Regions from separate parts of the Homo sapiens genome. Here region 2 is linked to region 1. A link is a loop called in an ENCODE intact Hi-C map of the cell type or tissue named here. Cell type or tissue: dorsolateral prefrontal cortex. All regions are shown on one strand. Links, peaks and the distances in the headings refer to the core of each region. The heading gives the core; the rest is flanking DNA. Region 1 overlaps ATP13A4 (ATPase 13A4). Region 2 overlaps ATP13A4 (ATPase 13A4).

What was found. Hi-C counts contacts between places; a loop is a spot of excess contacts. Peaks named below come from ENCODE experiments on the same cell type or tissue, not always from the same donor. Only the 100,000 strongest peaks of a DNase experiment are listed, where the experiment ranks them.
Region 2: it touches region 1 in a loop (2.1-fold over the local background); 3 of 110 quality-filtered maps call a loop at or near these places.

The regions. Positions count from the first base shown.
Region 1 is chr3:193,540,593-193,552,468 of GRCh38, reverse strand. All of the region lies in intron 1 of ATP13A4 (ATPase 13A4), which reads left to right. Among named protein-coding and RNA genes, the nearest start is that of ATP13A4-AS1, 6.7 kb to the left of the region's middle. In dorsolateral prefrontal cortex, for the core only: no CTCF peak of the experiment used is centred there; a DNase peak (open chromatin) is centred at 3,858; H3K4me3 peaks cover 2,138 bases; H3K27ac peaks cover 7,263 bases.
Region 2 is chr3:193,455,596-193,467,471 of GRCh38, reverse strand. ATP13A4 (ATPase 13A4) reads left to right here. Exons shown (of 30, transcript NM_032279.4): 10 at 1-156; 11 at 1,290-1,447; 12 at 2,344-2,532; 13 at 4,649-4,710; 14 at 8,241-8,391; 15 at 10,007-10,093; 16 at 10,319-10,472. Among named protein-coding and RNA genes, the nearest start is that of ATP13A5, 83 kb to the right of the region's middle. In dorsolateral prefrontal cortex, for the core only: a CTCF peak has its summit at 5,622 (motif pointing left); a DNase peak (open chromatin) is centred at 5,611.

The sequences.
Region 1 (11,876 bases), core at 483-8,482:
GTGTTTAGTTTCATGCTTTATAATATACTTTACTTGAACCTTTGCAAACGTAATTTCTCTTGTGGTAGAAATTACTTCAAATTTCAAGAGAAAACAACATGCTAGGGTTTAGACCTCATGTCAAATAAAGAAGAATATTCTGAGGCCTAAAGATGCCTGGGATTATCTTCCATTTTGGAGTTAAAAAACCAAAAACAGGCTGGGCATGGTGGCTCGTGCCTGTAATCCCAGCACTTTGGGAGGCCGAGGCGGGCGGATCACCAAGTCAAGAGATTGAGACCATCCTGGCCAACATGGTGAAACCCCATCTCTACTAAAAACACAAAAATTAGCTAGGCAGGGTGGCGTGCACCTGTAGTCCCAGCTACTTGGGAGGCTGAGGCAGGAGTATGGCGTGAACCTGGGAGGCAGAGGTTGCAGTGAGCCAAGATCGCGCCATGGCACTCCAGCCTGGCAACAGAGCAAGACTCTGTCTCAAAAATAAGTAAATAGATAAAAATAAATAAATAAACAAGTAACAAACCAAAAGCAAACAGGAACTAAAGAGCAACCCTAGGTGACCTGAAAATAATATCTTTAACTGCGAAATGAGACAGGACCCAAAGGTAGAAAGAAGCTTTTGGAGGGAGAAGGAAGGAAAGGTGAGAAAGTGGCCTTCAGCGAAGGTTCACCTAAATGACTGCCTCAGAAAGGCTTCGAGGAGGAAACTCTGGGAGAGCACTGGGACGGGACGGGAGGCCTGGCTCTCACCGGCCTTGGGCCAGCCGCTTGCCTGCTCTAGCCTCAGTTTTTATACCTGTAAAATAGGACTGGTCCTTCTTACCCCCACCAGACTCACAGAGTTCTCATGAAGATCAGTGGAGATAATCCATATAAACATGTTTTGAGAAGTAAACAGTTCTGGCGAGGTGTGAGCTGCTATCATCTAAATAAAGGTAGGAAAAGCCAAGGGCTTAGCAATTAACCAATTGAGTAAATACTATCCCACAAAAATGAGGTCATCTCTTGCCATTCAGTTATACCAAAAGGAATATGTACTTTTTTTTTTTCTTTTTGTTACACGGAGTCTTGCTCTGTTGCCAGGCTGGAGTGCAGTGGCGTGATCTCGGCTCACTGCAACCTCTGCCTCCTGGGTTCAAGTGTTTCTCCTGCTTCAGCCTCCCGAGTACCTGGGACTACAGCTGCATGCCACCATGCCTGGCTAATTTTTTGTATTTTTAGAAGAGATGGTGTTTCACCGTGTTGGCCAGGATGGTCTTAATCTCTTGACCTTGTGATCCACCTGCCTCAGCCTCCCAAAGTGCTGGGATTATGGGCATGAGCCACCGCACCTGGCCAGGAATATGTACTTTTATTCATAGGCCGTAGAGACCACTTATAAATGGAGAGGAGCTGGGTTATCTTCTACTTACCTTGTGCATACGTTGGGAAAACACCTACCTTTTTTAGCTTCCTTATTTGTAAAGTGAGAGTATGAGAATGTCTGGGAGCACAAATCTCTTTGAGTCCTGACGTTTTGTATTTCTATTTTGAAGGAATTTAGAACCATTTCCTTATACCATGGCTGAACGAAGGTATCATGGCTTAATTGATTCTAACATTGCTCTTTAGTTACACCTTAACACAATCAATCTTTTGGGGAAGTGTTTTGTTCCAGTGAGACTTTTAAAAAGTAACGTTCCCTGATATTTTTCTCTAGGCCTTAACAAATAAGACAAAAAATAAAAAAACCTTTGAATTCTTTTCTGATTATAAAGGTAACATATGTTTATTGTAAAAATATTGAAATGGCAAATAAGGATCTAAAGAATGAAGTAAATATGCTTCATGAGTTTACCACCAGACATGTCAATAAAAAATGCAGGCTGCGCGCCATGGCTCAAGCCTGTAATCCCGGCACTTTGGGAGGCTGAGGCGTGCAGATTGCTTGAGCCCAGGAGTTCCAGACCAGCCTGGGCAACATAGTGAAACCCTGTCTATAAAAATACAAAAAAATTATCTGGATGTGGTGGTATCCACCTGTAGTCCCAGCTACTTGAGAGGCTCAGGTGGGAAGCTCGCTTTGGTCCAGGAGGTTGAGGCTGCAGTGAGCTGAGATCATATCAGTGCACTCCAGCCTGGGGGATAGAGTGAGACTCCGTCTCAAAAAAAAAAAAAAAAAAACCTAAAATTCACCACTTTCTAACTATTTTGCTCTATCTTCATACTTATCTGTGCTTTTGAGATTATTTGCACCTAATTTATCTGTATCATGGAAATACTAGGTAGTGGTATTACACAGCATGGTGCAATTGTATTTCTTCCGAACTCCTAATTCAGTGACATCACATTGGTAGCTTGAAATAAATAATGTTGGTGCTATTTATGCCACAGAAATCTGTGGATACTACAACGGGACTTCCACCCTGCCCCGCCTGAAGGCCATTTGTTAAATACTTACCAGCACATCACTGAACATATTGTTGCCTCATAATTTCCCTTTTCCCCGCTACATGTTGAAAAACAACATGAATATTGTTTTTGGATATCATCCGTTTGTTTGCATCATGGCAAAACAAGATTATTCCATTGATTTAAAAATTCTATTCTTAAAAAATATACATATACTTAGAAATATGTATCTTTTTCATGTTAGTTTTTTTTGGAGAAAGGGTCTCTGTCTGGGTTGGAGTGCAATGGTGTGATCATAGCTCACCGCACCCTCAACCTCCCAGGCACAGGTGATCCTCCCACATCAGCCTCCTGAGTAGCTGGGACCACGGGCGCATGCCACCATGCCTGGCTAATTTTCCAGTATTTTATGTAGAGAGAGGGTTTCACCATGTTGCCCAGGCTGGTCTGAAACTCCTGGACCCAAGAGATCCACCTGCCTTGGCCTCCCAGAGTGCTGGAATTATAAGCGTGAGCATCCACACCTGGCCAATATGTATTTTTTAACAAAAATGGAGTGATTCTATCTCTACTTTAAAAAAAATTAGACTTTCCATTATACTTACAAATGCTTTATGGATCTCTCTCTCTCTCTCTCTCTCTCTATATATATATATATATTTGATAATTATAGTGTCACATAACCATTTCAATGTTCAAGTTGTGTTTGGATGAATTGTGCTGTATTAGCAGGTTTCCTGTGTTGCACAGCTATTATTTCTAATTTTTTTTTTTTGCTGTGATGAACAACTTTGTACTTAGATATTTATTTATTTTTCAGATTATTTCCTTAAGGTAAAGGCCTAGAATTATTATTACTGCCTCAAAGGGGACATGCATTTTAAATTTGGATTAACACATCATGCCAAATTACCCTTCAGAAGTTATAGTTGTACCAATGTATACTCGGATTAGCAGTCTTTTTTGAGAATACTTGCTTTCTCCTCCATTCATGCTGACATTGAAAATTATCAGTCTTTTTAACTTTGGCTCATTCAGTATACAAAATTGATATTCTGTGGTTGTATTATTTTTACATTTCCTTGATTTGAAGTTGAACACATCTTTGTATGTTTATTGGCATTTATATGTTTTCAACTAGAATCTCTTAATTTTGTAACTGATATTATACCAACCAGTAGTGGGTAACTAAAAACTAGCAGTGGAAAAGCACGGTAAACTCTTTTTGGACTTCCATGTCATTTCGGAGAACCTAGTAATGGGCACATAACGTGGCAGCAGGGTGGTGTGTGGTCGTTACCACATTGGAAGTCCTGTCATGCCTTCAGCAGGAGCTAGGAACATTTTTTTCCACCAATTACTTGGCTCACTTTGATAGCTGATGTTCGTCTTTTCTTCTCTAACACCCGGGAGCAAAAGCACCTCCCCCACCTCAATAGCCACTTGTTTATTATGCTCCATGAGCACCTCTGAGTCAGTTGCCAATGTTAACTAGTGAACCCACAGATCTCATAGTGGGGGAATTGTGTTCAGGCTGAGACATTTTGTCATTTGAAATGTTCAGGAAGCTGGGCCACTGGCCAAGTCTAATGTCTTTATTCTCAATTCATTGCTGCAGAACTCCCATGAAGTCAACTCATCTTCGATATAAATTTTAGAGGAGTGAAATTTAATTGCTTCTTGAAGACAGGGACCCTGCTCAATTAACATTTTCTTGGCTTATCCCTTCCCCTTCCCATTACACCCAGAATTTAACACAGTACCTGGCACAAAAACTCCGGGCATGATAGCGTAATTGCAAGCTCTATTAACTGCAATTTTGCATTCTGAGAACAGGGATGCAGCAGAGCTCAAAAGTAGGAGTGGTTTGAGTAATTTAAAAATAAACCTAGAAAATGTTATGTTATTTATTTGGAGAGGTCAATGGTCAATAGTCTCAGGATTTTATCAATTAGTCCTCCTCTCCCCCAAGAATAACAAAAGCTTATTCTTCAGAGTTAATTAACCATACTATACTATTTTTCTATGAGATACTTTATCTTTTCATCCATTCATGTATAAACCCAACAAGTATTTAAGAAACCTCTACTTTTTGCCAGGAGTCCTCTGTGCTAACCAAGGAGGATTTTGAAAGAATAGCAAATAGCTTCTGTTTTCAAGCAGCTCACAATCGAGTGGCCGTGCTGAGTACATAATTTGCAAGACCCAGTGCAAAGTGAAAACGAGGTGTCCCTTGTTCAACAATTATTAAGAATTTCAGGATGGTGATAGCAGAGCATTAAGCCAAGTGTAGGGACCTTCTGAGCGTAGGGCCCTTCTGAGTGTGGGCCCTGTGTGACCACACAGGTTGTGTGCCCATGAAGTTGTCCCTGCAAGTTAGGAACCCAGGGCTACAAATATAATGAAAGTGTGATATAATAGGTATCATATTGAGAGCTATGCATACAGAACTGTGGGAACACAGAAGAAGGAACAATTTAGTCAAAGAAAACTTCAAGGGGAAAGATGACATTTCATTTGCCTGGAGGGTGGAGTATGATTTTGAAGAACTTTATAAGGCATTCTAATGAGTATCCTTTCCAATGATTCTCAAATATTGATCTATAGAATCAGGTGGGGGAATACACACAAAATAGATTCCTAGGTGCCATTCTAGACCTACTGAATTAGAATCTTTGATGGTGGAGCTGGATTTGGTCAGAATGATTGTGATGCCAGCCTGGATGACACAATGTGGAAGCCACTGGAAGTTTTGAAGCAGAGAGTAATATGGTAGGATATTTTAAAGGATGTTACATCATTGAGTGAGCAAAGTTGGTTGGAAGAGAGAACAGTGAGGAAGTATTTGAAATAGTCCAGGTGAGAGGAATAGGACTAAACTATATAGTCTTGTCAGACAGGACGCTGAGTAAAAAATGGATTTAATAGATATTTAAATGATAGAATTAAGAAGACTTCATAATCCAAAGACTGGGAAGTAAGAAAGAAGAGGTAACAGGATGAGTAGTTATTAAGGATGTCTCTAAGGTTCTTAGCTTGTCCAGTGAGGAAAGATGATAATGCCATTTAATCCCCAAAGGAAAAGTAGGAGCAAGCTGAGAGTAGGGATGGCAATAGTAAGAGCAAATACTTATATGGTGATTGATCTGAGCCAAGTTCGGGACTAAGAACTTTACACATAGTAATTTATTTAATCCTCTCAGCAACCCACTAAGGAACTGTCATCTCTCTTTTATGAATACGAAAATTTAGGCATAGGGAGGTTAAGTGACATTACCAGGTTCGTTTGGCAAAGTAAATGGCAGGCCATGGCTTAAGTCCTTGCCTTAAATAATGGTTTGTTGCCTCTTGTTTTTGTTAAATTTTGGAAGTGCTACTTTAGTTGCTGATGGTAGAAAAAACATTAGGGTGTAATTGAAAGAAACACAACATCAGGAGGCTGGAGACCAACATTGTTGTGTTGGCTCTAACATTATTTATTCTTACAACCATGCAGCACTTCACCTCTCTTTAACACTGGCCTATTTACAAGGTGGAGATAATGTTACCAAAACACCAGGGTTTCAGTCTAGGTCCTGCTGCTGGCTGCATAGAAAGCCAATCACTGAGACAACAAGTATTGCCAGGGAAGATGACTTTCATTTGGGTGCTGCAGCTGAGAAGATGGGAGATCAGTCTCAAATCCATATCCTGACTGACTACAATTGGGGTTTATGCAGCAGGAAAGGAATGTAAGTAACTACATTGGGTAAACAGGAATTAGGGAGTGGTAAGGAAATCATGAGGAATGAGGGACCTGGTTTCTCACTGTCTGAATGTGATGATCTGGTGAGTTTCAGTTCCTTGATACTATTCAGGAGTCCTGAGGGTGGGTTTCCTAAGGGAGGGCCAAATGTAAGTTTCAATCTTCAAGACCTGAGTCAATTTTAATATTTTTATTTTAAAAGACTATAAAGATCACTTCTATGAGACAATTGGGCCAGTTTCAATAATAATACCTTACTGGATTGAACCGAGGCTCAATACAGATGATTTCTTGGGGTCCTTGCCAAAACACACACACACACACACACACACACACACACACACACACACACACACACAATTTAAACATTTTGAAAACAGATAAAATCGCTGTGAAACATCTTAAGAAATTTAAGTAATACTCATTTTTTTTTCAAAGTGCTGTGAATTTTTTGGTCAAGGAAAGAAAAAGCATATCTGGAAACATTAAATCAAATGGGAACTGGAAATTTATGGCAGTTGTTGTGTCAATTACTCATAAATAACGAAATAAGGAGTAAATCTATTGGCAAATGATTAACAGTGCCGAACCGTATAGGGTCCTCAGGCCCATGGAAGACAGAGCACAGGAACTTGAGTTGGCACTTTGGTGAGGGAGTTAGTCATTTGCCGATGGATCCAGAAGAGATTCATTTTGGGTGCCCATTTCAAGGCTTTGTGAAGACTAGACAGAGTAGGTTGACTTGACAAATTGGCTCATAGCTACTTCTGAGTGCCCTTCATATAAACCTTGGTAAGCTGCCTGAAACCACAGGCTGGGTAGAGTTGAAAGGCAGCTCAGAATACCATCTCCTCAACTTTTCCCTCAGCCTAAGGCTATTCTTGTGGACAATGAGTACAGCTGTACCTGAAATGGCCCCTCAGAAAAAGAACAGAGAGGAGGCCCAAATGTCCTGAATGCTTTCCAGAGAAATATAATGTCCTCAGGCCAGGACACTCTGATTTCAGTGGGTACACATGCAGGGCCCTGGCTAAAACTGTAATCACTTCAGCATTTCCAGAATCTGTTGCCTTCTTGGGGGAACTATGGCTGAAGGATTTTGAAACTCTGGTACTTGAGTTTCAGAATCAGTACTTAGAAGATAATATTGTGAAAAATGCTTCATGTTTTGAGGCCAGTTCTAAAACAAAACTATCCAAGAATTAAGTTTGGGTAGATGGAGAGATCTGAGACTATCTTATTTCATGTTTATATTTAACATGTCACATTGACTTTATTTGATATATTTCTGATGAGATGAATTGAAAAATGTGTGCATATATTATGAGTTTCTCTCTTCTCTCCTGACTCAAGTGGGTTGTTAACCTCAATCTTACAAAAGGAGGCACTGAGAAACTATATAATATACCCAAATCTGGCATCTAAGAAGCAAAAAAAACAGAAATTAAGCATAGGCAGATTGACTTCAAACCTTCTGCTCATATCTCAGTGTACTTTATGCTTTTGATGTAGCCTGTTATTACCAGTACCAGTACTAGTACTGCTACATAAGCCCCACACAGTACTTATTAGTTTAGCAGTTATTTTATACTTTGGGCTTATTTTGAACTTGTGAGAAACAAAACCTCCAGATCCCTTTTTGTATAAGTCTTAAATCTCTGATCTTTTGGGCTTAGAAGTGATTAGGATCACAGGTGTTGAAATCAAATCATCTGGATACTCCTTCACTTTTTCGTCATCTATGCATTCCTGTATTGTAGAAGTGGTCTCTCTTTGTGCTCCTGTTTCTCTCCCAGTGGTATCCTCCTGGGCTTATGACTCAGTGCTAGGCTTGTAGTAGAGGTAGACAGGGTTATCTGTTGCACTTGTCCAGACTTAGTCTTAGGTAATCCCTTTGTATCTTAGCTTCAGGGAGTAGTGCTTTGTCAATATTCATATTCTCCCTCTCTGTGGCAGCCAAATCTGTCTTATACTTGTAGTTTTCTTAGGTGAGAGTTTCTTGCTTCTCCACTAGCTATTAATTTCATTTGATTTTAATGTAGAATCCTGGTTTCAGAATAGTGAATGGTAAAAGTTTTTGCCTTTATCCTTCATCCGGCTTCAATTGATTTTTGCTTGTGTCCTGGCAGATGGTTTCTTACTTAGAAGTAATTGGCCTTTGTCAGTTACTATCTCATTCCAGAAGCTTAAATAGTAGGAGAGAAGAGTCCAGAGAAGTAAGAGGGAAGTTGAGCCTGTCTCCTGGAGCCATTAGTCACCTCCTTCAGACCTATGCTGCCAAAGGGAGCTCTCTCTGATGTCCTCCTCTGCCCCCAGTCTGTCTGATGAACACCAACTGATGCTTGGGAAGAAGAGTTTCTGAGTGGATGCCAGCCTCTTTCTGAGTCTCAGACCTTTAGATATTCAAGCTAAACTGATGCTGTAGTCCAAACTTGGACTTTATAAATTTGTTAAAATTTTAGCTCATTTCTTCTTATCACTCATATGGCCAACATCACTTTCATGAGATGCAAAAGGTAAAAACATTGTTTTAACCTGTTTCTTTTTGGAAGAACTTGTTCTTTGGAATTTGGTTTACTTGATTTCCTTGAAACCTTAGCTATCTGATGAGTTCAAGAAAATTTATGACTTCGTGGATTATCTCTATTTTTTCCTGGTTGTTAGGGGGAGTGTGATGTTCTTTGTAGCATTCTACATTCAGAAGCAAAAATCCTCAAGAGAGACTTTTGAAAATCAGATAAAGTGTGTGTTAATGATTGTCCTAACCAGTTGGTTAAGATCGGCTATCAAAAGACTATATGAGGTTGGTTTGGCAAGACTAGTTTAGTGTTGCTTACTTATTCTTAGTGGTTTCTGCATTCTTTTCCATGTGCCCATTTGCCAATGGGGTTGTTTGTTTCTTATAAAAGTTCAAGTTCCTTATAGTTTCTGGATATTAGACCTCTGTCAGATAGACTGCAGACATTTTCATTCAGTCTGTAAATTGTCTGTTCACTCCGATGATGGTTTCTTTTGTTGTGCAGAAGCTCTTTAGCTTAATTAGATCCCATTTATGAATTTTTGCTTTTGTTGCAATTGCTTTTGAAGTTTTTGTCATGAAATCTTTGCCTGTGCCTATGTTTTTAATGGTATTGCCTAGATTTTCTTCTAGGCTTTTTTTTTTTTGAGATGGAGTCTTGCTCTGTTGCCCAGGCTGGAGTGCAGTGGTGCGATCTCAGCTCACTACAAGCTCCGCCTCCTGGGTTCACGCCATTCTCCTGCCTCAGCCTCCCCAGTAGCTGGGACTACAGGCATCCACCACCACACCCGGCTAATTTTTGTTGTATTTTTTAGTAGAGACAGGGTTTCACCATGTTAGCCAGGATGGTCTCGATCTCCTGACCTTGTGATCTGCCCACCTCGGCCTCCCAAAGTGCTGGGATTACAGGCGTGAGCCACCGTGCCTGGCCTCTTCTAGGTTTTTTATAGTTTTGGGTTTTACATTTAAGACTTTAATCCATATTGAGTTAATTTTTGTATAAGGTGTAAGGACAGGGTCCAGTTTCAATTTTCTGCATATGGCTAGCCAGTTTTCCCAGCACCATTTATTAAATAGGGAATCCCTTCCCCATTGCTTGTTTTTGTCAGGTTTGTCAAAGATCAGGTGGACGTAGATGTGTGGTGTACTTTCTGAGATATCTATTCTGTTTCATTGGTGTATGTGTCTGTTTTTGTACCAGTACCATGCTGTTTTGGTTACTGCAGACTTGTAGTATAGTTTGAAGTCAGGTAGCCTGATGCCTCCAGCTTTGTTCTTTTTGCTTAGGATTGTCTTGGCTATGGGGACTCTTTTTTTTTTGGGTACCATATAAATTTTAAAGTAGTTTTTTTCTAATTCTATGAAGAATGTCAATGGCAGTTTAATGGGAATAGCATTGAATCTATAAATTACTTTGGGCAGTGTGGCCATTTTCATGATATTGATTCTTCCTATTCATGAGCATGGAATGTTTTTCCATTTGTTTGTGTCCTCTCTCATTTCCTTGGGCAGAGTTTTCTAATTCTCCTTGAAGAGATTCTTCACTTCCCTTGTTAGCTGTATTCCTAAGTACTTTATTCTCTTTGTAGCAATTGTGAATGGGAGTTCATGATTTGGCTTTCTGCTAGTCTAGTGTTGGTGTATAGGAATGCTTTTGATTTTTGCACATTGATTTTGTATCCTGAGACTTTGCTGAAGTTGTTTATTAGGTTAAGAAGCTTTTGGGCTGAGATGATGGGGTTTTCTAGATATAGGATCATGCCATCTGCAAGCAGAGACAGTATGACTTCCTCTTTTCCTATTTGAATACCCTTTATTTCTTTCTCTTGCCTGATTGCCATGGACACAACTTCCAAGCTGGGTTTTATTGTTATACTTCACAAGGAGCCCTCTGATAACTCTAGGATTACACATCCCCAGGTACCACTTCAAGTGGAAAAAAGAACTTGCCTTTCTTTCAATAGTCTTAGCCAAATACTCTTTCTTCTCACTGGCTCTGACTGAATCATTTTTGCTTTTTAAATTTATTTGTGTGGCCATTGGAATACTATGCTTGTTGTCACATGCCCTCTCCTAGAGTTGGGGTCAGAGTCAACTCTGCATGAAGCACATCAGCTGCAAATAGTGAAGGGTGTAGTTTGCCAGAAGAATATTGGGGTATTGGATACTGTTACTTGGAGTGAGAAAAATGGGGTGGGGTAGTCCAAACAAACAAACAAACAAAGAAAGAAACAGAATTTCCAATCTGATGGTCAGTATATAATCAGTGAACTAACTGAAAAAATAGTATTTAAAGTTTTCAGGTCCCTGAAGGTGATTTTTTTCTCTTTTGTCAGAGATAATATCTCTGTGAAATAATCTGTAAGCAGGTTAATAATCTGTGATCGATAATCACAGATAGATAATCTGTGATCGATAATCACAGATAGATAATCTGTGATCGATAATCACAGATAGATAATCTGTGATCAGATAATATCTTTGTAAAATAATCTGTGAGCAGGTAGAAAAAGGCTTTTCAAAAAACACTATTTATTGTTCTGATTTTTTTTTTTTTTTTTTTTTTGAGAAGGAGTCTCGCTCTGTCGCCCAGGCTGGAGTGCAGTGGCTCGATCTCGGCTCACTGCAAGCTCCGCCTCCCGGGTTCACGCCATTCTCCTGCCTCAGCCTCCCGAGTAGCTGGGACTACAGGCGCCTGCCACCACGCCCGGCTAATTTTTTGTATTTTTAGTAGAGACGGGGTTTCACCGTGTTAGCCAGGATGCTCTCGATCTCCTGACCTCGCGATTTGCCCGCCTCGGCCTCCCAAAGTGCTGGGATTACAGGCGTGAGCCACCGCGCCCGGCCCTATTGTTCTGATTTTAAAAGTGAAACATGTTCAATGAATAAAATGTATAAAATATAGAAAATTATAATGTAAAAGAAGAATCACAATGATGCCGTCACCCACGGCAAATACCATTAGTATTTTGCTTGATGTATTTACTTTCCAGTCTTATTTTGTTTGTGTTCCACCTTTTTTTTCAATTAAATTTAACATCATACTGCATGATTTTATGTTGTTTCTCTTCATATGTAATTACGTATATTTCCCTCATATTAAAATACTTAATAAACATTCTTTTAATGGCTATATAATAGTATTTAATAATTGCCCTACTGATATACATTGATTGCCTTCTATTTGGCATTACTAGTAATATTGCAGTGATTATTTCTGTG
Region 2 (11,876 bases), core at 2,512-10,511, 87 kb after region 1:
TCACCAAAACTCCGTTACCCAAGATGGATAGCTCTGTGCCCTGGAAAACACAGAGTGAAGCGGATTACAAGCGGCATGTCCTCTTCTGTGGAACAGAGGTTATCCAGGCCAAGGCAGCTTGCTCTGGGACCGTGAGAGCCGTGGTACTGCAGACTGGTTAGCATCCCCTCCTTTTTCTTATTTTTAATGGTATACTTTTGCCCAGTTTGTCTAGTGCCTTAAATTTATTAGGTAAAGAGAAGCTGTTTTTTCTTTATAATCATATTTTTTTAATTTTTAATTTTTGTGGGTATATAGTAGCTGTGTATATACTTATGGGATACCTGAGATGTTTTGACACAGGCCTGCCATGTGAAATAAGCACATCATGGAGAAGGGGGTATCTATTCCCTCAAGCAGTTGTCCTTTGAGTTACAAACAATCCAATTATGCATTTTAAGTTATTTAAAAATATATAATTAAGTTATTATTGACTATAGTCACCCTTTGTACTATCAAATAGTAGATCTTATTCATTCTTTCCATTTTTTTTTGGACCCATAGACAAGGAGAAGTCTTACCTACAGGTACAAAACACATCATATATATATAAATCCATATATTTTAAATACCAATTGAACTATGGCATATGCCTGTTAGTAAAAATGATAGTACTGATAACAATAATTATTATGTATGTGCCTTTGCAGTATATAAACTATTTTCACAATATCAAACAAGCAGAGCAGAGATGCTTACTGTTTCTGCTATGTCCATGAATAGGCTGAGGCCACACAATTCAAATGAACTTAAAAAAATACCATGGCCAGCAATTGACAGAGCTGGACCTAGAACTCAGGTCTCATCCTGAATCCCAAGTTCTTTCCAGGGTGGGCTAGAAACTGAAAATTTAACATTGCAAAGTATTAGAAAAGTGAGTCCATCAGTATTTACTGGACCACTTAATTTCAATTCAGTGACATGTGTGTGCGTGCACACGTTTGAGTCATTTTCTTAAAATAAAATGCTATTTGGCAAAGCTGTGCTGTGCACCCAGTACGGCGGTTTTCTATCTCCAGGATGCATTGAAATTGGAAGTAGAGGGAAGGAAGGCCAGAGAGAGTACTGGGCTCTGAGATAGAGATTTCCGTTCCAGCATTTATGTATTTTTCTAGTTATCTTTCAATTGCCTTTGAGCTTAAACACTGTTCAAATATCAGCAGAGAAAAACAAAGGCAGTGTTGAGGTTTGGAAGAGCTAGCAGTAGCGTTGGTCTCCTGAGAGTGTGGGGTGTGTGTTTGTTGTTCCAGGATTCAACACTGCAAAGGGAGACCTTGTGAGATCCATTCTCTACCCTAAGCCAGTGAATTTTCAGTTGTACAGGGATGCCATCAGGTTCCTCCTGTGCCTTGTAGGAACAGCCACCATTGGGATGATCTATACTCTGTGTGTCTATGTGCTTAGTGGGGTAAGCTGTCTTTGCTCTTTTATTAAATGCACACACACTCATCTCTGTATATTTTGTACTGTGCATGTTGGCCTTAACCTAGGATGTGGTTTACAAACCTGGGAAACAAAACCAAGCACTGATGCCTACGTATAGACTTCCAGATCCCAGTCAGCAATTGATCACTAAGTTCCATAATAACAAACAGGTTTCATGGGATAATGGGATAAAACAATCTGTTTATTGATATATCAGTGTACTTCTCTTTTCCTCACACTTTATACCATTTTTTCTTTTCAATCTGAGAATATATTTCTTTCAATAAAGTAGCATATTTAGAGCTATTGAGCAAGGGATTTTAAATAAAATCAGACACCCAGTTTTGGTGAGGTCATGGCAGACTAGTACGTTATTGTTTTGCTGGTAACAATATAAATCACATGGGTTTTTTATTGCTATTTGGTGAAAGATAGTGAGAGCTATAAACATGGTCATGCCTTTAACCCACTGATATCATTTCTTGAAATTTGACCTAAAGAAGTAAACAAAAAGAAGGAAGGCCGGGCAAGGTGGCTTATGCCTGTAATCTCAGCACTTTGGGAGGCCAAGGCAGGTGGATCACCTGAAGTCAGGAGTTCAAGACCAGCCTGGCCAACATGGCAAAACCCCGTCTCTACTAAAAATACAAAAATTAGCCAGGTGTGGTGGCGTGTGCCTGTAATCCCAGCTACTCAGGAGGCTGAGGCAGGACAATCGCTTGAACCCGGGAGGTGGAGGTTGCAATGAGCTGAGATCACACCACTGTATTCCAGCCTGGGCGACAAGAGCAAAACTCCGCCTCAAAAAAAAAAGGCAAAGAGTCATATGCTGTTCATCAGAGATTTGTCTGTAATAATTAAAGAATGACTGTCGTCCAGGAACCTCCAGAGGAGGTGGTGAGGAAAGCCCTTGACGTCATCACAATTGCGGTTCCTCCGGCTCTACCTGCTGCTCTGACCACAGGCATTATCTATGCCCAGAGGAGGCTGAAGAAGAGAGGCATCTTCTGCATTAGCCCCCAGAGGATCAACGTATGTGGACAGTTAAACCTTGTCTGCTTTGACAAGGTATGTGTGTTTCATCCTTATTCTTATCATCATTTTTACCATTGCTGTCATCATGTATATCTACTTTTACCCCCTTGCAAGGCAGGAGACATAGAATGTGGGTGCCTGTCTTCATTTTATCCCTGGTTAGATGCATGATCTGGGAAAGATATGTCTCTTGAGCTCGCAGAGTCCAAGGTTTAGAGGAGAAGTGGGTACTAAATAGGAGAATCTTTTTGGGTCCTTCCAGCTTTGATATCCTATGAAAAGCAATTAAAGTAGCATCCTGTTTCTCTGCAGTCAAAACCTTCATACAAAGACGAAAATTTAAACCCTTTGCTATCGTCACTGCTGTATCCTTGATGCTGAGAATATTGCCTGGCATATAGTTAGTGTGCAATAAATATCGATTGAATTAATGAACAAATAAAAAAGGAAGAGTTTATTAAACTGTGCCTTACTATGATACTCATATCAAGCTTTTGCTGTATTTTCCCATCTGTACTTTATTGCTTAAAATTACCCTTGATTATTTGCCAGTTATTCCCAACCAGCCTCGTATTCTACCGTCTTTTTATTGTATTTATTTAGTCTGTACACACATATGCTGGGGTGAAGGTGGGAGTTGTGAGAGAATAAGATGGAAATGCCTTTCAGGGCATTGTGAACAGGTGAGCATGGGTAGAGGCCTGGAGGCAGGAAAGCAAGAGAGTGTGGTTTTGACTAGAGCAGGATGTTGGTAATGGGAGAAGCTATCTGTGGACCTTGAATGTGTGGCTAAGAAATTGTTTACATATATTTTAAGCAGTGGAGGGTTATTTGAAGGCTTTTGTTGCTGTTGTTGACTTCTTTCTTTAATTTACTTTTTAAATGTGGTAAAATACACATAACATAAAATTTACTATTTTAGCCATTTTTAAGTGTACTGTTCACTGGCATTAAGTGCCTTCTCACTGTTCTGCAACCATCACTACTATTCATTTTGAGAACTTCTTTTATTTTCCCAAACTGAAGCTATATTCATTCAACAGTACACTGAAGGTTTTGATAGTTGAGAATTAATGGGATCAGGGCTGTATTTTATAGTTATTGGAATATCAGAAAGATCTACCAAGAACAGAAAGTCAACATGACTCTTGCCACCATTTTGTATATTATTTTGTGATCAAACTAGCAATGTAAGAAATGACATTCTATTTATGAGATTATATCCTCGGACCTGGAAAAAGAAACAGGAGTGGGAGAGATAATTGTGACCTCAATTTGTATAAAAAATGAGCAATAATTATGAATAATTATGATTATTATTAGCTTTTACTGTATGCTAGATATTAAATGAAACACTTTATGTTATCCCATTTAATCTTCACCACAGCTCTCTGAGATTATGACCATGTTACAGATAAGAGCTCTTATATTTAGGGGGATTAATTTGCTCTGGTCACACAACTGGTGTTTAAACCTAACCTGAATTCTTAACCATAATATTGCACTGAGAGAAATACCACCACCTTTTTTTTTTTTTTTTTTTTTTTTACCAAATAGCAAACCATTTCTTTCGAGTCTGTTCACAGTGCCCTGCAGGTAAAAATTTCACTCTATTCCTTATTTTAATGACATATTTTAAACTTCTGCTATGAAACTAGGACTCACCCATTTTATATCGAGGACTTTCACATCCATTCAGTCTACCATTAGATCCTCAAAACAATCCTCTGAAGTTGTGAGGAAGATACTTTTTTTGTTGTTGTTATGGAGGACACTAAAGTTTGAAAAGATTAAGTGCCAGCTTGTTAGACAACTGGCATGAGCTCATCAACGCTTCCAACGGGCACTCCAGAGACCCACCCATTGTGCCCCTCCTTGAAGTGCTGATCTTGTTAATATGTTTGTGAAGTATTTTCTCATTACAAAAATACCTTATTTATCTGCACTACGGAGTCTTCGCTATGGGGCCACTGGATTTTTTTTTTTTTAAAATAGGGAGGTGGTTTCATTATGTTGCCCAGGCTGGTCTTAAACTCCTGAGTTCAAGTGATCCTCTTGCCTCCGCCTCCCGTAGTGCTGGGATTACAGGCATGAGCCACCGCTCCTTGCCTGGATCTTCAGAGTAAATGGAGCATTTGTTTCTGTTTAGACAGGCACCTTAACAAGGGACGGCTTGGACCTCTGGGGAGTCGTGTCCTGTGATAGGAATGGGTGAGTACCTTGGACTCTTGGACTAAATGCATTCTAGTGTCTCTTTTTCCAAAATTCCGTGTTTTCTCTTGAAATTAAGAATGGAGACATTTGGACTTTGGCTTTGGTGGACAATGATTGCCAAAGTATCTTCTTTTAACTTCTCATCTTTAATTCTTCAAAGCCTCCCTAAAACACACACATTTCCCCCCATCCCAACCCAGTCCCATGCCACTCACAAATCCTGGAGATGAAGCTTTGACACTGCATTCAAATCCTTGCTAAAATATAATTTGCTTCCAGCATGAAGTTGACGCAGTATAAGTAATTTAGACATTACCAGGACACTGTCCTTTAAGGAGGTAACATTCTTTGTTCAAGCTGAAGCCTCTTGATGTGCTAGGAGGAAGGACACTGCTCTTACTTTTGTACCCTGAATTTCAGGAAGAGGAACATTTGTAGAACCGTAGCTAGTGTACTCATGTTTCTTGGTATTCAAATTTTGAGAACTCTACTTTCTGGCTGCTGGAAACTCTCTTTTTTCTTTTTTTTTTTTTTTTGAGACGGAGTTTCACTCTTGTCGCCCAGGCTGGAGTGCAGTGGCATGATCTTGGTGCATTGCAACCTCCGCCTCCTGGGTTCAAGCGATTCTCCTGCCTCAGCCTCCCGAGTAGCTGAGATTACAGGTGCCTGCCACCATGCCTGGCTAATTTTTGTATTTTTAGTAGGGACGGGGTTTCACCATGTTGGCCAGGCTGGTCTCAAACTCCTGACCTCAGGTGATCCGTCCACCTCGGCCTCCTGAAGTGTTGGGATTACAGGCATCAGCCACTGCACTTGGCTGAAACTCCTTTTTCCTAGCAAGAAAAGACGGTTTTGACAGTTCTCAGCATGGTGTGGTAAAGATTTGCACAGTCCTCTCCTGTGGCCCTCTTGTGGCCATGTTTGAGTTTGCGTCTCTGCCCGCTTTTTCAACTCACTACGAACTCCCGTGGAATCAGAACATGAAATCTCTGATGCACTTGACGTTTATGTTTTGTTTGAAAATGAAAGTTTTTTCCTCTAACACTTATAACTTAAATCACAAAGCATTTTGTACATGAAAGGTTCTTTGTGGTTCTTTTGCATTATGACATGTAATTTATCCATAAAATGTTAATTACACATAGTTTAATAATTGTCATATTAAAATGCTATCTAGAAACAAGTCTAATTCCTGGATTAAAAAAGTGATCCTCGTGCTTCTAACCACTTTAGTGTACAGAAGAGGCCTCTGAAAGTGTTAAACTCTAAAGTTCTTTCATTTTTCCTAGAAGATAGATTTGGATATATACTTTGTCTCATGGTTCATTAGTGTTTTTCTGTTTCAGCTTCTGCAAAATATGTGTACATTTGTTCAAATATGTGAGCATCTTGAGAGCAGTCTTGTTCTTATTTAGATTTGCATCCTAAGTGCTGTAGCTCTGTACTAGGCACAAATAGTAGGTGCACAGTAATCGCTCATCTAAAATGAACTCAATATGTTCTGTCTTTTGAATGTTCTTCTTATTCCATTGACACCAAACTATTCATAAAACTTTGGAAACTTTGTTTCTAAAAGTGACTTGTTACATTTAAGGAATAACAATTAATATAATGTTTAGGTAAATGATTCATTTCCCTCCCTTCCTTCCTTCCTTCCTTCCTGCCTTGCTGCCTTCCTGCCTTCCAATCAAAGTTGAATTCCAATGATTAAAACAATTTAAAATAAAAAATGACAAATTTAATTAATAAAATGAAACAAAACAGAATTAATTCTAGGTAAGAAGTGAGCACCTGACTTATAGACTATTCAATACCTTCTTGTTAAAGGTGAGCTCATCTCTGATATTTCTTCCTTTCCAAAAAGCCCTGATTGTTGTGTCAGATACTTTAAGAACTATTAAAGGCTATCAGGGATTGATAACCAGAAATACTCAGATAAAAATGGGTGGACAGGAATGATAGAGAGCTTTATGTATTTGCTGTGCTAAACAGAGTCTGGCCCAATCCTCTCGAATGCAGAATTATACACTCAGAATTACGGACTAGTGACAGTGTACGTCTCATAGTAAAAATAAGATTTTTTTTCTGATCTGTATTTTGCTTTTCAGTGTGCGTTTAAGTTTCTGTGTTAACTGTCCTGCTGGTGGTCTCTTCCTTTTAGATATTTACTAAAATACCATTGGGTATGTGGTAAACCACCAAGATGAGCTGCTCTTTTAAGACATAGTAATAAGTATAACTAACAGGGTCAATATGAAGCCAGGACATTTTTGAACTCTTAGTGTGACAAAAGGAAGCTTGAATGCAAAAGCCAGGAAGCCATGTGGCTGAATTGTGAGTTAACACTGAGATGTGTTTGCTTTCAAAACAAAGGGCTACAGCAACTTAAGGTTATCTTTAAATAAATTCAGGGTCCATATTATCAGAAGTAATTGTCTGTCTTGAAATGTGGTCTCCAGGATCAGACAATGACAAATTTAGGAACTTTTCCAAAAAAGAAGAATAAGGAAGGTGAGAGGGAGGCCTGATCAAGCTGTTATTAGAGGAACAGCCGGAGGTTCCTGTGCGACACCAGAGGGAGAGAGGGTGAAGGGGACGGCAGAGTTGATCCCTAAGTTTGAAAGAAGTTGGCATGTGGAGGAGGGGGAGCAAGTGGACCCTTACTGGCTCCCAGGAGCAGATTCTGCCCCAATGTAGGATGAAGCTTCCACCGTTCAAACGTCCTCCTAATAGGGTAAGCTGCTTTGAGAACCAACGCCTGTGCTGCACATTTGAGAAGGGGCTGTGACTAACCAAGCTGCAGACAACATTCTTCTTGTGACGCCAAAGCTGAACTTAATGGCCTCCACTCTGAATTAGTGAAGGAAGCCTGCATATGACATTTGAGTTGTATTTTAATAGCTTTTTAGATGAGACTATGTTCTTATCTAAAATGAGATGATGGGGATAATGGTTGGGATATGGACACAAGAGGCCAGGGTGGAAGAGGGGGATGCAGTGTTCATTTGAAAAATGTTTTTAGCCGGGCACAGTGGCTCACGCCTGTAATCCCACCATTTTGGGAGGCCGACGCAGGTGGGTTAGCTGAGGTTGGGAGTTCAAGACCAGCCTGGCCAACATGGTGAAACCCCATCCTTGCTAAAAATACAAAAAATTAGCCTGACATGGTGGTGGCTGCCTGTAATTCCAGCTATTCAGGAGGCTGAGGCAGGAGAATCGCTAGAACCTGGGAGGCAGAGGTTGCAATGAATCGAGATCACGCCACTGTCCTCCTCCAGCCTGGGTGACAGAGTGATAGAGTGAGACCCTGTATCCAAAAGAAAAAGAAAAAACTCAGAGACCTTTCTCATACTCAGTGAACTTACTTGGCTGAATGAAGCACTATTAATGTGGGAGGATTGGAGAGTGGCTATTAATGCAACAAAGCATATTAAATTATTTTTTTATAAAGATGTTTGTTCACCTCCAAGATGCTCTGTTTTGGCATGAGGCGATGGAATGGAAACCCATTTCCTTTTCTCCTTAAGCTTTCAGGAAGTTCACAGCTTTGCCTCAGGCCAGGCTTTGCCATGGGGCCCACTGTGTGCAGCGATGGCCAGCTGCCACTCTCTGATCCTTCTTGATGGGACCATCCAGGGAGACCCTCTGGACCTCAAAATGTTTGAAGCCACCACCTGGGTAAGCCTCTGCTCTTCAGAGAATCTGAGAAGCTTCTTCAATGCCAGAGCAACATAGGCAATATCAGAGCTATCTAATTCTTATAAAAGGTGAGGTTTCCAATGTGGAGTACATTTGGTAGTGAAGGGCAAACCAATCTAAGGCTGGTTTCCTCATCTGTGCAATGAAGCTAATAATAGCATCTACATAATGAGATTGTGAGGATTAAATGAGATGATGCAGTAAGAAAATCCTTGGCACTATGCCTGGCAAATATTAAAGGTTCGATCATATTAATATAATTGTACTTATTATGCAGTTATTTCTTGTCTCTCTGTACTGTTCTCCGAGCATTGTCTGGTTTCGAAGATTTTCCAGAATATGGGGATCAGAAAACATTGCTTTCTCCAGTGCTCAGGATAACTCATAGATTCACGGGGACTATAAGTCTTATTTCTATTAATTTCATATTGATTTTATTTCCAAGACTAGAAAGAACAAAAAGGAAAACCACTAAAGAGCTTTTGTTGAGACTCTAAACTAGATTTAAGAGCCAACAGTGTCGTTCAGGAATCTGGCTTTTCCGATTCTAGTTTTGTCTCTGCTCTAACTGACTGCTGAATCCCATTAAGCTATCTCTCATGTTGGGGCTTTGGCTCTCATGACCATAAAATGAAGTTGAATTAGACCAGTGGTGTTCACATAACACAAAACAAGACAAACAATCTGGAATCTTCTCGTAAAAGGAAACGTTCTCCAGAAACACTCTAAAGACTAAATAGCTGGAGTTACTCCAGTTGAAATAAAAGGTGGGATCTAAAGATGAGGACTAAGGGACCTGCATCCCTGACTACTTAGCTATAATCCCTTCCTTTCTCCTGAGCTGCATATAGCTCTCGCCTCTGGTGGCACACTTTGAGCACCACTGAAAGAGACAATCTTCAGGGTCCCTTCCAAATCTCCTGGAGCATTATTTCATAGCAATCTAATATAACTTTGCCAATCCTCCATCTTTTCTGGGTTACTGATTCCATATCTTTAAATAGGGATTGCAGTTTTCTCTCTGGGACCTTGTCAGCCACTCAGTGAGATGATTACAAAGCACTGTGTTGTCTTTGGGTAAAAGGTCCCTTTGACTATAATTTAGGGTCATTATTATAGCAATTACTGATTATTAACCATGTATATCACAGTCTCTGCCCTGCCCTACCCCAGCCCTGAGAACCATCCATCCAAATTAGACACACATGCAAGGGCAGGAAGAGCCGTGAAGTGCAGGAAAAGAACGACAGAAAGGTGCTTGCTTCACACAAAAGAAGTCTGGCCCTTCATGTGCATGGCTTTCAAGCTAGGCTCTTCAGAAATGGAGACTGAGCCTTTACACAGCACATTCCAACAGAGAAAACAAGATAAATTGCATGAATAATTCAAAAGTGTCTGCCCTTCAAGTTGTGCAGCATTTTCAATGCATTCTTTTTTTCTGTGGCGGAATAAATCTGGTTCACCTCTGAGGGAAGAGACACGGAAAACACATTGAGGTGGTCTGAGGATCTTCTCAAGGGGAGGGTTCAAGCATAGCATCAGTGGGCAAACAATAAATAAATCTCTGCAATGAAATATCCTATTTGTGAAATAGGAAATGGCTTTTTCTGGGGACGATTTCCACATCAAGGGAGTGCCGGCACATGCCATGGTAGTTAAGCCCTGCAGAACAGCCAGCCAGGTAAGCCCTGCTTGCTCTTCACCCCACAACACCCAAACTCAAAGAGAAACTCTTCTGGCCCCCAGTTTTTGAAAGGTCACAGATGTGTCTTTGAATTTCAGGTGTGAAAATGGGTGAGACCTTCCCCCTTATTTGTTAAAATGAATATTACGGAAGGAGTGGTTAATTCCCAGTAGCTAGAAGCTGTATCAGCATGTTCCTCTCCTTTCCCCATCCCTCAACCAGGTCCCAGTGGAAGGAATTGCAATCCTGCATCAGTTCCCATTCTCATCGGCACTGCAAAGAATGACAGTCATTGTCCAAGAGATGGGAGGTGACCGACTGGCATTCATGAAAGGTGCACCAGAGAGGGTGGCCAGCTTTTGCCAACCTGAGACAGGTCTGTAACTTGACTTGGATTACACCTGGCAAATCTGTATCTCCAGATAAATATGTTCCCACTGCATTTGATCTATTAATTCAATCGCCTATGGGTCATCACCAATTGGGTGGCTCACTGGCATTCCAAATTCAATACGAAAACCAAGCGTGTCTTTCTCATTTCCTGTATTTCCCAGTTTCCTATTTTGGTGCACGGTACCACCATCCCCCGCCACCACCCCATTTACGTGTCATCTCTGATTTCTCACTCCCCCTTAGTGCCTCTGTCTCATCAGTTGCTAGTCCATGGTCCTTCTCTGCACCTGCTCATGCTTTCATCATTCTTCATCACTTCAATAGTTGGTGGATTGACCCTCTGCCTCCAGTCTCCTCAACTTTGATTTGCCCTCTGTACTGTGACCAGATTTTTTACCTCACGATTATTTTAGTTGCTCTCATAGGCTCCAGTATAATCTCAAATTTCTTTAGGATCATATATAAGGCTTTCAGGTTTGAACTCCCAGTGAACTTTCCAGATGGGCCTTACCACTCCTCATCCTGTGCTTTTCCTGAGCTGAACTAAGTCTTCACAGCTTACTCTCATGCCTCCATGCCTAAGCTCATGATTCTCCCTCAGCCCCAGAATCCTTCCTTTACTGAACCACCTCCTCCCAGGCTGGTATGTACACCACCAAACGCTTTCCATAGCATGCTGCAGTGGCATGGATCATAGCAATGATCTCATTTGATTGCATTGTTAGTCTGCTGGCTGTAACTCAATTAGACAGAAATCCTTAGAGCAGAACTTGTGAGTTTTTTTCAATTTCACTCCTTTTTTTAACCTATATTTTAAGTTCAGTGGTACATGTGCAGGTTTGTTACATAGGTAAACTTGTGTCATGGGGGTTTCTTGTACAGATTAATTCACTGTCCAGGTATTAAGCCTAGTACCCATTCGTTATTTTTCCTGATCCTCTCCCTCCTGCCACCCTCCACCCTACAACAGGCCCCAGTATGTGTTGTTCCCCCCTATGTCCATGTGTTCTCATTATTTAGCTCCCACATATAAGTTTGGTTTTATGTTCCTATGTTAGCTTGCTAAGGATAATGACCTCCAGCTCCATCCAGGTCTCTGCAAAGGACATGATCTCATTCTTTTTTATGGCTGCCTAGTATTCCATCATGTATATGTACCACATTTTCTTTATCCAGTCTACCATTGATGGGCATTTAGGTTGATTCCATGTCTTTGCTATTGTGAATAGTGCTGCAATAAACATATATATGCATGTGCATCTTTATAATGCAATGATTTACCTGTCTTTGGCTATATACCCAGTAATGGGATTTCTGGGCTGAATGGTATTTCTGTCTTTAGGACTTTGGGGTATCACTGTGTTTTCTTCCACAGTGGTTTAACTAA